Regions from separate parts of the Homo sapiens genome. Here region 2 is linked to region 1. A link is an interaction called in ENCODE POLR2A ChIA-PET data of the cell type or tissue named here. Cell type or tissue: Caco-2. All regions are shown on one strand. Links, peaks and the distances in the headings refer to the core of each region. The heading gives the core; the rest is flanking DNA.

Region 1 (5,377 bases), core at 57-5,056:
TATTTACTTACAATTCATCAGGCCTGTAAGGAGGTGGACTTTCAAGAGGCCTGGATGACATGGCTGATTGTCAATGGTCAGCTGATCTTCAGGATGAGCAATGCCCTTTAGCTTCCAAGATAAACCAATCTAAGCAACAAAAGTAGAGTTATGGCATTACTACTAAGCTCACAGTTTCTTTCTTTTCTTCATCCCACCCCCACCCCGAGACAGGGTCTCACCCTGTCACCCAGGCTGGAGTGCAGTGGTCCAATCACAGCTCACTGCAGCCTTGATCTACCAGGCTCAAGTACTCCTCCTACCTCAGCCTCCCAAGTAGCTAGGACTACAGACCTGCACCACCATGCCTGGCTAATTCCTGTATTTTTTGTACAAAAATTTGAAATATATATAATTTCATATTACTTTTGAAAGTTCATATTAAATGAGAATGTATAAGAAAGTGCACATATAGCCGCACTAGCACATACTAGCTCCTCAATGCAAAGTAACCATCTAATGGGTTAAATGCCTTTATCATTAAAAATGATAATAAAATGCATCTATAAATGGTGGAATTGTAGATATTTTTCCCTTATCTCCTTTTCCAAGTCTTCGAAACTGAGCACAATTTTTATACAAGGGGAGAAAAAACAATATGCATGGTATTAATTGGTCATTTTCTGAAATTTTGTCCTAAAATTCTTCAGCACAAGTTCCTAAACATCTGAGGAGAAATTTCACTCAACAAGCATTTATTAAGTGCCTACACTAGACCAGGAGAGCCTGTGGGAGTGACGTATGACAGCCAGCGCTGGGGTCCTGGCTCTTCCAGGCTGGTGTGGTGCTGATAACACAGGTGGCTAGCTTATGGAACAGTGAAGTGGGAGCATGGTGGAATGGTGTCATCTTTTAAAATAAGGTTACAGTAAGAATATAGTGGATGGAGGATGAGTAAGAAAAGGGAGGGCTTTGAAAGTCTAGTGGGAGTGTCTCACTTCCTTCAGGTAGGAAACAGGGAGCCAGTTCGTGATTCTCGGCAAGGGAGGTGTAAGTTTGATTTGAACCAGATTTGAAAGACAAAGTCAACAGTAAAAAGGAGCACCTACAGTCAGCAGCAGCAAACCTAGGTGTGAGGCAACAATGAAGGACTAGCTTAGGAGACAGAAGATAGGAAGGAAACTAACATTCATCAGACACCTACCGACGTGCTGGGTGCTTTACATAAAACCTCCTTTCATCCTCAAAACGACCCTCCATGGTTGATTAGTCACTTTACAGATGCAAAGAGGGTCAGAAAGAGATGTGAAGTAATATGCTCAAGGTTATATGGATGTCAGTGAGTCACTCAGATGTAACTTGAACCCAGATGATTTCATGTGCTTTTCACTATGCTAGTTTGAAACAATGAGTTCCATTTGGGAAACACCAGTTTTTGTGGGGAGTGCACATCTGGTGTTAGCATCCATGAGGAAGTGAAGATGGAGGTCATCTGCCTACGTCCGTAGGTGGATCCATGGGCACTGAGAGCTCTCCAGGAAAAAGACAAGTCTCAGCAAGATGTGGTAAACACACAACCCCCTAACCTATAAAGCTTGAGGATTATTCTAGAAAACCCAGTGCTGGAGACACTGGCAAGGTACTTCCCACATCAGCTACAGAACTTCATGCCACTCCTTAGCTATGTTGAACCAACAATAAATTCTTTCCAGGTTATACCAGTGATTAGTAGAGTAGGGAACTTTGAGATCTACTGGAAGGTAAATTCCATGTGAGCAGGAATTTTTGCATGTTTTGTTCACTGATTAAATCAATGCCTGGCACATAGTAGACGTCCAGATAATTTGTTGAATGTTTACAGGAACCAGATTGGACCATGGATATCTCTGCCTGCAAAACCTCTTGTGCTTTCAAGTTGAAGGTAACGGAAAAGTATCAGAGTAACTTTAAAAGGTATGATCCCTGAATGACACTTGAGTAACATCTATAATGAGTACATTAAAGTATCTGATTTTTTTTCCTTTTCTAATACGGTCTGTACAATCATACATTAATATATTAACAACAGTACATCAATTCAGACTCTTAAAACTTTTTTTTAAATTAATGGCAACTCTTTTTTTTTTTTTTGAGCCGAGTCTCGCTCTGTCACCAGGATGGAATGCAATGGCATGATCTCAGCTCACTGCAATCTCCGCCTCCCGGCTTCAAGCGATTCTCCTGCCTCAGCCTCCCGAGTAGCTGGGACTACAGGCGCACGCTGCCACGCCCGGCTAATTGTTTGTATTTTTAGTAAAGATGGGGTTTCACCATGTTGCACAGTCTGGTGTCAAACTCCTGAGCTCAGGCAATCTGCCCTCCTTGGCCTCCCAAAGTGCTGGGATTACAGGCATGAGCCACCACGCCCCACCTGGCAACTCTCTTCTATACCCTTTAGGACAGTGTATTTCAAATCTCTCAGAATTAAACCCTGCCCAACTATGTATTAGATAAATCCTCAAAGATGGAAATATATAGAATGTTAATAACACCAACACAATTAGCATAATTTTCCAAAGACATGAAGGAAGATGACTTTTCTACATTTTTAAAAGCCACTTTTAAAGTATACCATAGAGAAAAGTGCACAAATCATAAGTGTACACAGCCCTGTAACTAGCACTCAAGTCAATTTCTCTATACTTTTTTTTTTTTTCTTTTGAGACAAGGTCTCATTCTGTTGCCCAGGATGAAATGCAGTGCCATCATCTCAGCTCACTACAACCTGCCTCCCAGGCTCAAGCAATCCTCCTGCCTCAGCCTCACAAGTAGCTGGACTACAGGCACATGCCACCACGCCTGGCTAATTTTTGTATTTTTAGTAGAGATAAGGTTTCACCATGTTGCCCAGGCTGGTCTCAAACCCCTGAGCTCAAGCTATCCACCTGCCTTGGCCTCCCAAAGTACTGGGATTACAGGCATGAGCCAATACACCTGGCCAATTTCTCTATATTCTAGTAATGGTGAAACACACATACAAATGAGCAATTTAGGCGAAAATGTTATGGTACTATAAAAAGGCAAAAGTCCAGATTGTCTTCAGAAAAAGAACATTAAGGAATACTGAATTTAGGCCAGGTGAGGTGGCTCACACCTGTAATTCCAGCACTTGGGAGGTGGAGACAGGTGGATCACCCTAGGTCAGGAGTTCGAGACCAGCCTGGCCATCATGGCAAAACCCCGTCTCTACTAAAAATACAAAAATTAGCTGGGCATGGTGGCACGTGCCTGTAATCCCAGCTACTTGAGAAACTGAGGCATGAGAATCGCTTGAGCCCGAGGTGGAGGTTGCAGTGAGCCAAGATTGTGCCACTGCACTCCAGCGTGGGTGACAGAGCAAGACTCCTTTAAAAAAAAAAAGTAAAACAGAAAATCTGAAGTTAAGCACTATTAAATGTGGGATCCTAGTTCTGAAGCTGAATGTCAAATATCCCCAAATTCTAGGTTCAGTGGTAGTTTTGGAAACTCTAAATTAATCCAGACTCAGTCTTAAGTTGTCAAAAATTCAAACAAGATCCCTTTTCAAACTGCTATTTCCAGGATTCAGAGTTGTCACGTCTCCCCAAAAGCACGGATTTTAAATTGTGAACCAAATCATGTGGCTCATGCCTGTAATCCCAGCACTTTGGGAGGCCGAGGCAGGTGGATCACATGAGGTCTGGAGTTCAAGACCAGCTGACCAATGTGGTGAAACCCTATCTCTACTAAAAATACAAAAAATTAGAGGGGCGTGGTGGTGCATGCCTGTAAACCCAGCTACTTGGGAGGCTGAGGTAGCAGAATTGCTTGAACCTGGGAGGCGGAGTTCGCAGTGAGCCAGTATTGCGCCATTGCACTCCAGCCTGGGCAAAAAGAGCAAAACTCCGTCTCAAAAAAAAAAAAAAGAAAAGAAAGCTCGTTAAGAACAAGTCATGCCACACCAACTTCATTTCCTTTTCTGGGAAGGTTACCAAACTGGTGGATTTTATTTTCTCCTTTATTATTTCCTCTTCAGGGAATGCAGAGAGAAAGAATCCTGAAAATCTTGAGCACATCCTTGTGTGGGTGGGCAGATTCCCAAGGGGCTGGATTACGGCACCCAATTAGCACAAAAGAATGAACCATTTATGTCCACCTGGTGGGAGGTCTCCACTGGTAAACACAGACAAAGTGGAGGAGACACGCTTATCCAGATTTGCAGCTGACCAAACACACTGGAAAGGATAACTAACCCATTGGCTAGGGCCATCAACACTAAGCAAGATCTCTGTAATGTCAGAATGATGAGTTTGAAACAACCTAGTGGTTTTAACAGCCCCCATTTACTGGCTCGCAATCTGAGACAAATTCCTTATCTCCTCTAAGTGCACTCAAATGCGGGAATAATCCTGACCTCTGCACTGGGATAAGAAAAAGTCTTAAAGAGCTGGGCGCAGTGGTTCACGCCTGTGATCCCAGCACTTTGGGAGGCCGAGGCGGGTGGATCACGAGGTCAAGAGATCAAGACCATCCTGGTCAACATAGTGAAACCCTGTCTCTACTAAAAAAATACAAAAATTAGCTGGGCTTGGTGGCGCGCGCCTGTAGCCCCAGCTACTCAGGAGGCTGAGGCAGGAGAATCGCTTGAATCCAGGAGGAGGAGGTTGCAGTGAGCTGAGGTCACGCCACTGCACTCCAGCCTGGCGACGGAGCGAGACTCCGGCTCAAAAAAAAAAGAAAGAAAAAAACCACAAGAAAAAGTCTTCAAGAAAATGGGCAACTGCATTCATCATAAGGTGGTTATCCTGAAAGTAAGAAATTTCAGTGCTTAGGCACTTAGGTATATTGTATCCATTTTCAAATACAGCTGACCCTCCACATCCATGGGTTTTAAATTCTGATTCAACCAACCTCAGACAGAAAATATTCAGGGGAAAAAAAAATTAAAAATTACAGGGCAGGTACAGTGGCTCACACCTGTAATCCCAACACTCTAGGAAGCTGAAGCAGGAAGATCACTTGAACCCAGGAGTCCAAGACTGACCACAGCAACATAGTAAGACCCCATCTCCACAAAAAATTTTTCTTAAAATTAGCCAGGCATGGTGGCACATCCCTGTAAGTTCCAGCTACTCAAGAGACTGAGATGGGAGGATCTCTTGAGCAGAGGAAGTTGAGGCTGGAGTGATCATGCCACTATACTCCAGCCTGAGTAACAGTAATACCCTGTCTAAAAAAATAATAAACAATAAAACAAAAAATAGATTTTTAAAACTACAATATCACAATTCTACATAGTATTTACATTGTATACGGTATTATAACTAGAGATTATTTAAAGTCTACAAGAGGTCTGGGTGCAGTGGCTCACACCTGTAATTCCAGCTCTTTGGGAGCCCAA
Region 2 (5,377 bases), core at 288-5,287, 69 kb after region 1:
TCAAACTAGGCAAATCCATTCGGACAGAAAGTAGATTAGTGGTTGTCAATGGTTGGACAGAGCTGAGAATGGGAAATAACTGCTAATTCGTAAAGGGTTTCATTTTTTTTTTTTTTTTTTTTTTTTTTGAGACAGGGTCTCACTCTGTTGCCCAGGCTGGAGTGCAGTGGCGCAATCTTGGCCCACTGCAACCTCCACCTCCTGGGTTCAAGTGATTCTCCTGCCTCAGCCTCCCAAGTAGCTGAGATTACTCAGCCTGCCAACATGCCCAACTAATTTTTGTACTTTTAGTAGAGACAGCATTTCACCATGTTGGCCAGGCTGGTCTCGAATTCCTGACCTCAAGTGATCTGCCTGCCTCAGCATCCCAAACTGCTGAGATTACAGGCATGAGCCACCACACCCAGCCAATATAGGGTTTCTTTTTGGGGTGATAAAACTGTTGTGGAATTTGAGTGGTGCTGATTGCAAAACTCTGTAACTATACTAAAATTCACTGAATTGTACACTTTAAAAGGGTGGGTTTATTATATGTGAATGAGATCTCAATTAAAAAGAGTACATCTGGGCCGGATGCAGTGGCTCATGCCTGTAATACCAGCACTTTGGGAGGCTGAGGTAGGTGGATCACCTGAGGTCAGGAGTTCGAGACCAGCCTGGCCTAAATGGGGAAACCCTGCCTCTACTAAAAATACAAAAATTAGCCGGGTGTGCACCTATAGTCCCATCTACTCAGGAAGCTGAGGCAGGAGAATCGCGTAACCTGGGAGGCAAAGGTTGCAGTGAGCCGAGATTGCACCACTGCACTCCCGTCTGGGTGACAGAGCAAGACTCCATCTCAAAAAAAAAAAAAAAAAAGAGTACATCTGATTAAAAAATGGCACAGGTGGCCAGGCACGGTGGCTCACGCCTGTAATCCCAGCACTTTGGGAGGCTAAGGCGGGTGGATCATAAGGTCAGGAGTTTGAGACCAGCCTAACCACCATGGTGAAACCCCGTCTCTACTAAAAATACAAAATTAGCTGGGCATGGTGGCGCATGCCTGAATCCCAGCTACTTGGGAGGCCGAGGTGGGAGAATCGCTTCAACCCGGGAGGCAGAGGTTGCAGTGAGCCGAGATCGCGCCATGGCACTCCAGCCTGGGCAACAAGAGCAAAACTCCATCTCAAAAAAATAAAATAAAATAAAAATTAAAAAATGGCACAGGTTATAAGGCATTCCTATTTCAATATTCCTATTTCAAAATGTGAAAAATGTGGGGGGTGCGGAAGAGCACTACGAAAAAGCTTAAGCCTCTGTAACTACCATATCTACTCCTGGTTTTCCTCTTTGTCATAATCACAGCTACCTGTCTGATGTGTGTGTCCAGCAGCTCACATTTGTAGCATATCTCATATCTGCTTGCTTTTTTTTTTTTTTTTGGAGACATGGTCTCACTCTGTCCTTCAGGCTGGAGTGTAGTGACAAAATCACAGCTCACTGCAAACTCCACCTCCTGGGTTCAGGCAATCCTTGCACCTCAGCCTCCTGCTGGGTCTACAGGTGCATGCCACCATGCCCGGCTAATTTTTATATTTTTTGTAGAGACAGGGTTTCACCATGTTGTCCAGGCTGGTCTTGCATGCCTGGGCTCAAGCGATCTGCCCACCTTGGCCTCTTAAAGTGTTGGGATTACAGGCATAAGCCACTGCGCCTGGCCATTTCTGCTCTCTACTCTTACTCAGTGGGCGCTCTGCCTTTGGGCCTGGGGTGCTAACTGCTGGGCTCTGGCTTAGCAGGGGAATGCAATGCCCCTGGTGGCTTCCCTACATTCCCTTTCTGAATAAACCTTTGTGAATTATCCTAGTTTGAATGTGCTATCTGTCTCCTTTGGGACCCTGACTGACTCAGTATCTATCTTAGGCAAATTCGTATTTTACTTAAGTAAGAAAATAAAATATGGGTAAGCACAGAGTGAAAAAAAAAAAAGAAGAAATACTGTTTAATAATTGAAGACAAAAGATATTAAGTTACATAATTTGAATTGTCATCTTGACTAGACACCTTGAGGATCTCAAATGCTTTCCTAGACACAGAAAGCAGATGTAAATGGTTATAAATTTTTTTAAAAGCCAGATTTTGGGGGCCAGGCGTGGTGGCTCCCACCTGAATCCCAGCACTTTGGGAGGCCGAGGCAGGTGGATCCCGAGGTCAGGAGATCAAGATCATCCTGGCTAACACGGTGAAACCCCATCTCTACTAAAAATACAAAAAAATTAGCTGGGCGTGGTGGCAGGCGCCTTAGTCCCAGCTACTCGGGAGGCTGAGGCAGGAGAATGGCATGAACTCGGGAGGTGGAGCTTGCAGTGAGCCAAGATCACGCCACTGCACTCCAGCCTGGGTGACAGAGTGAGATTCTAGCCTTAAAAAAAAAAAAAAGCCAGATTTTATGCCAAATGCGGTGGCTCATGACTGTAATCCCAGCACTCTGGGAGGCCAAGGCAGGTGGATCACTTGAGGCCACTCTTGGCCAACATGGCAAAACCGCGTCTCCACTAAAAATAGAAAAAAATTAGCTACGTGTGGTGGCATGTGCCTGTAATCCCAGCTACTCGGGAGGCTGAGGCAGGAGAATTGCTTGAACCCAGGAGGTGGAGGTTGCAGCAAGCCAAGATTGTGCCACTGCACTCCAGCCTGGCAACAGAACAAGACTCTGTCTCACAGAAAAAAAAAAAAAAAAAAAAAAAAGCCAGATTTTATTCATCCTCTAGATTTCAGTGCTCCTCCTAGGCAGCTGCACATACTAACCTGTCGGCTTTCCGAATGATGTGGCAATCTGCTCATCACTGCATCCAGCTCATCAAACTTCCTCAGGACAGCCTGAACTTCTGCAGACAGCTCTTTGTACTCTGAAAACTGGTCTTGGAACACAGCTTTATAGCGTTCTCGCTCATCATCTGTCTGAATCACAGGGTATTTTCTAGGGGAAAAACATAAGCCAAAGATATAATTGTTTCACTAAAAGAAGCTGAATGGGAAATCAGCTTATCTTATTCCTTACTGATCATATTGTACCTTCAATTCAATACATTACCTCTCAGATAACAACTATTTACATACACGATTTTAAGCACAGAGTATTAACTTGGAGACAAACTGGAAAATGAAAGGACCAAATGGGGCCCCTCAACTTCTACCTTGAGGAAGAATTCAGACTGACACTCACGCCACATAGTCGGGCATCACGATAGGTTTAGGAATGTGGCCTGGGGGGATGTGTCCACTCAGTAGTTCAGGTTTCATTTTTGCTGTTCTCAGTTCCTTGAAATTAACTTCTGAGTCTCTTTGTCTGTCACCACTGGTGGCCATTTCACACTGCAGTTAGGGAGAAAAAGAGGATTTGTTAATAAACATAAGTAGAAAAAAACCCTCTGAATTCATTCTTAGAAAATGAGGAAGAAGATCAGGTGGGGTGGCTCAAACCTGTAATCCTAGCACTTTGGGAGGACAAAGCCGGAGGATCACATGAGGCCAGGAGTTCAAGACCAGCCTGGCCAACATGGCAAGACCCTGTCTCTATAAAAAGTTTAAGGCCAGGCACAGTGGCTCACGCCTGTAATCCCAGCACTTTGGGAAACCGAGGTGGGCTGACCACTTGAGATCAGGAGTTTGAAACCAGCCTGGCCAACATGGTAAAACCCCATCTCTATTAAAAATACAAAAATTAGCTGGGAGTGGTGGCGGGTGCCTATAATCCCAGCTCCTCGGGAGGCTGAGGCAGGAGAATCACTTGGGCCCAGGAGGTGGAGGTTGCAGTGAACCAAGATTGTACCACTGCACTCCAGCTTGGGAGACAGACTGAGACTCTGTTTAAAAAAAAAAAAATCTGGCAGATGCAGCGGTGTGTGTCTGTAGTCCGCTAGTAGCTACTTGGGAGGCTTGGAGGCTGAGGTGGGAGGATTGCTTGAGTCCAGGAGGTAGAGGTTACAGTGAGCTGTGATTGCATTACTGCACTCCAGCCTGGGCGATAGAGTGAGACTCTGGCTCAAAAAAAAAAAAAAAAAAAAAAAAGAAGAAGAAGAAGAAAATGGGGAGGAAGACAGGAGGAAGAAAAGTGGAAATAAGAGTTAACATTTCACATCACAATTATATGTTTTATAGTCACAAAGTTGTTCTGAACGTTTCTGTAATAGCTAAGGGAATCACATTTGGGATATGGTAATACACAGTAGGTAAAACACACTCCAGCCCCAATCGTGTACATGTCAAAGGTGGATGATGCAATGCCAAACACGCAGTCTTAAGAACTTACCTATTTAGAATTTACACCCCAACTAAACGTAAAAGAATAAAAAATGTAATTCAAAATAAATTCAAGGATAAAAATGGAACAAGCCTACTTAAATGGAAAGAGAAAGTAATGATAATGGCAATTTGGGATGATTTAATTGTAAGTAACCACTGAGTGGATTAGAAAAGGAAATGAGTTGGCCGGGCACGGTGGCTCATGCCTGTAATCTCAGCACCTTGGGAGGCCGAGGTCGGTGGATCACGAGGTCAGGTGTTCGAGACCAGCCTGGCCAGCATGGTGAAACCCTGTCTCTACTAAAAATATAAAAATTAGCCGGGCATAGTGGCGGGCGCCTGTAATCCCATCTACTTGGGAGGCTGAGGCAGGACAATGGTGTGAACCCAGGAGGCGGAGCTTGCAGTGAGCCAAGATCACGCCACTGCACTCCAGCCTGGGCAACAGAGTGAGACTCTGTCTCAAAAAAAAAAAAAAAGAAAAGAAAAGAAGTGAGGTTGAGGCCAGGTGCAGGGGCTTACACGTGTAAGCCTAACACTTTGGGAGGCTGAGGTGGGAGGTGGGAGGATCACTTGAGGCCAGGAGTTCGAGGCTGCAGGGAGCTGTGAATGGTCCACTGCACTCCAGCCTGGGCATCAGAGCAAGACCCTGTCTCTTAAAAAAAAAAAATTAAAAACAGAAGTGAGGTTCAGAGAGGTCAAGTCAATTCTCCAAGGTCACATAACTATTAAGTAGAAAAGCCACAATTAAAACCCAGAACTGGGCCAGGCAAGGTGGCTCACGCCTGTAATCTCAGCACTTTGGGAGGCCGAGGGGGGTGGATCATTTAATGTCAGGAGTTCAAGACCAGCCTGGCCAACATGGTGAAACCCTGTCTCTACTAAAAATACAAAAATTAGCCGGATGTGGTGGTGTGCGCCTGTAATCCCAGCTACTCAGGAGGCTGAGGCAGGAGAATGGCTTGAGCCCGGGAGGCGGAGGTGGCAAGGAGCTGAGATTGTGCCACTGCACTCTAGCCTGGGTGACAGAGCGAGACGCCGTCTCAAAAATAAATAAATAAATAAATAAAACCCAGAACTAGGCCACGTGCAG

The links. ChIA-PET counts read pairs that join two places held together with the same protein. Peaks named below come from ENCODE experiments on the same cell type or tissue, not always from the same donor. Only the 100,000 strongest peaks of a DNase experiment are listed, where the experiment ranks them.
Region 2: POLR2A ChIA-PET joins it to region 1 with 5 read pairs; 9 of 35 experiments call an interaction of 5 or more read pairs at or near these places.

The regions. Positions count from the first base shown.
Region 1 is chr5:69,498,929-69,504,305 of GRCh38, reverse strand. It overlaps OCLN (occludin), which reads right to left. Exons shown (of 9, transcript NM_001205254.2): 2 at 12-129. The coding sequence starts at 61. Among named protein-coding and RNA genes, the nearest start is that of OCLN, 8.8 kb to the right of the region's middle. RefSeq lists an enhancer at 3,975-4,524. In Caco-2, for the core only: no CTCF peak of the experiment used is centred there; DNase peaks (open chromatin) are centred at 2,195 and 4,215.
Region 2 is chr5:69,430,504-69,435,880 of GRCh38, reverse strand. It overlaps MARVELD2 (MARVEL domain containing 2), which reads right to left. Exons shown (of 7, transcript NM_001038603.3): 4 at 3,206-3,354; 5 at 2,788-2,959. Among named protein-coding and RNA genes, the nearest start is that of MARVELD2, 18 kb to the right of the region's middle. In Caco-2, for the core only: no CTCF peak of the experiment used is centred there; no DNase peak of the experiment used is centred there.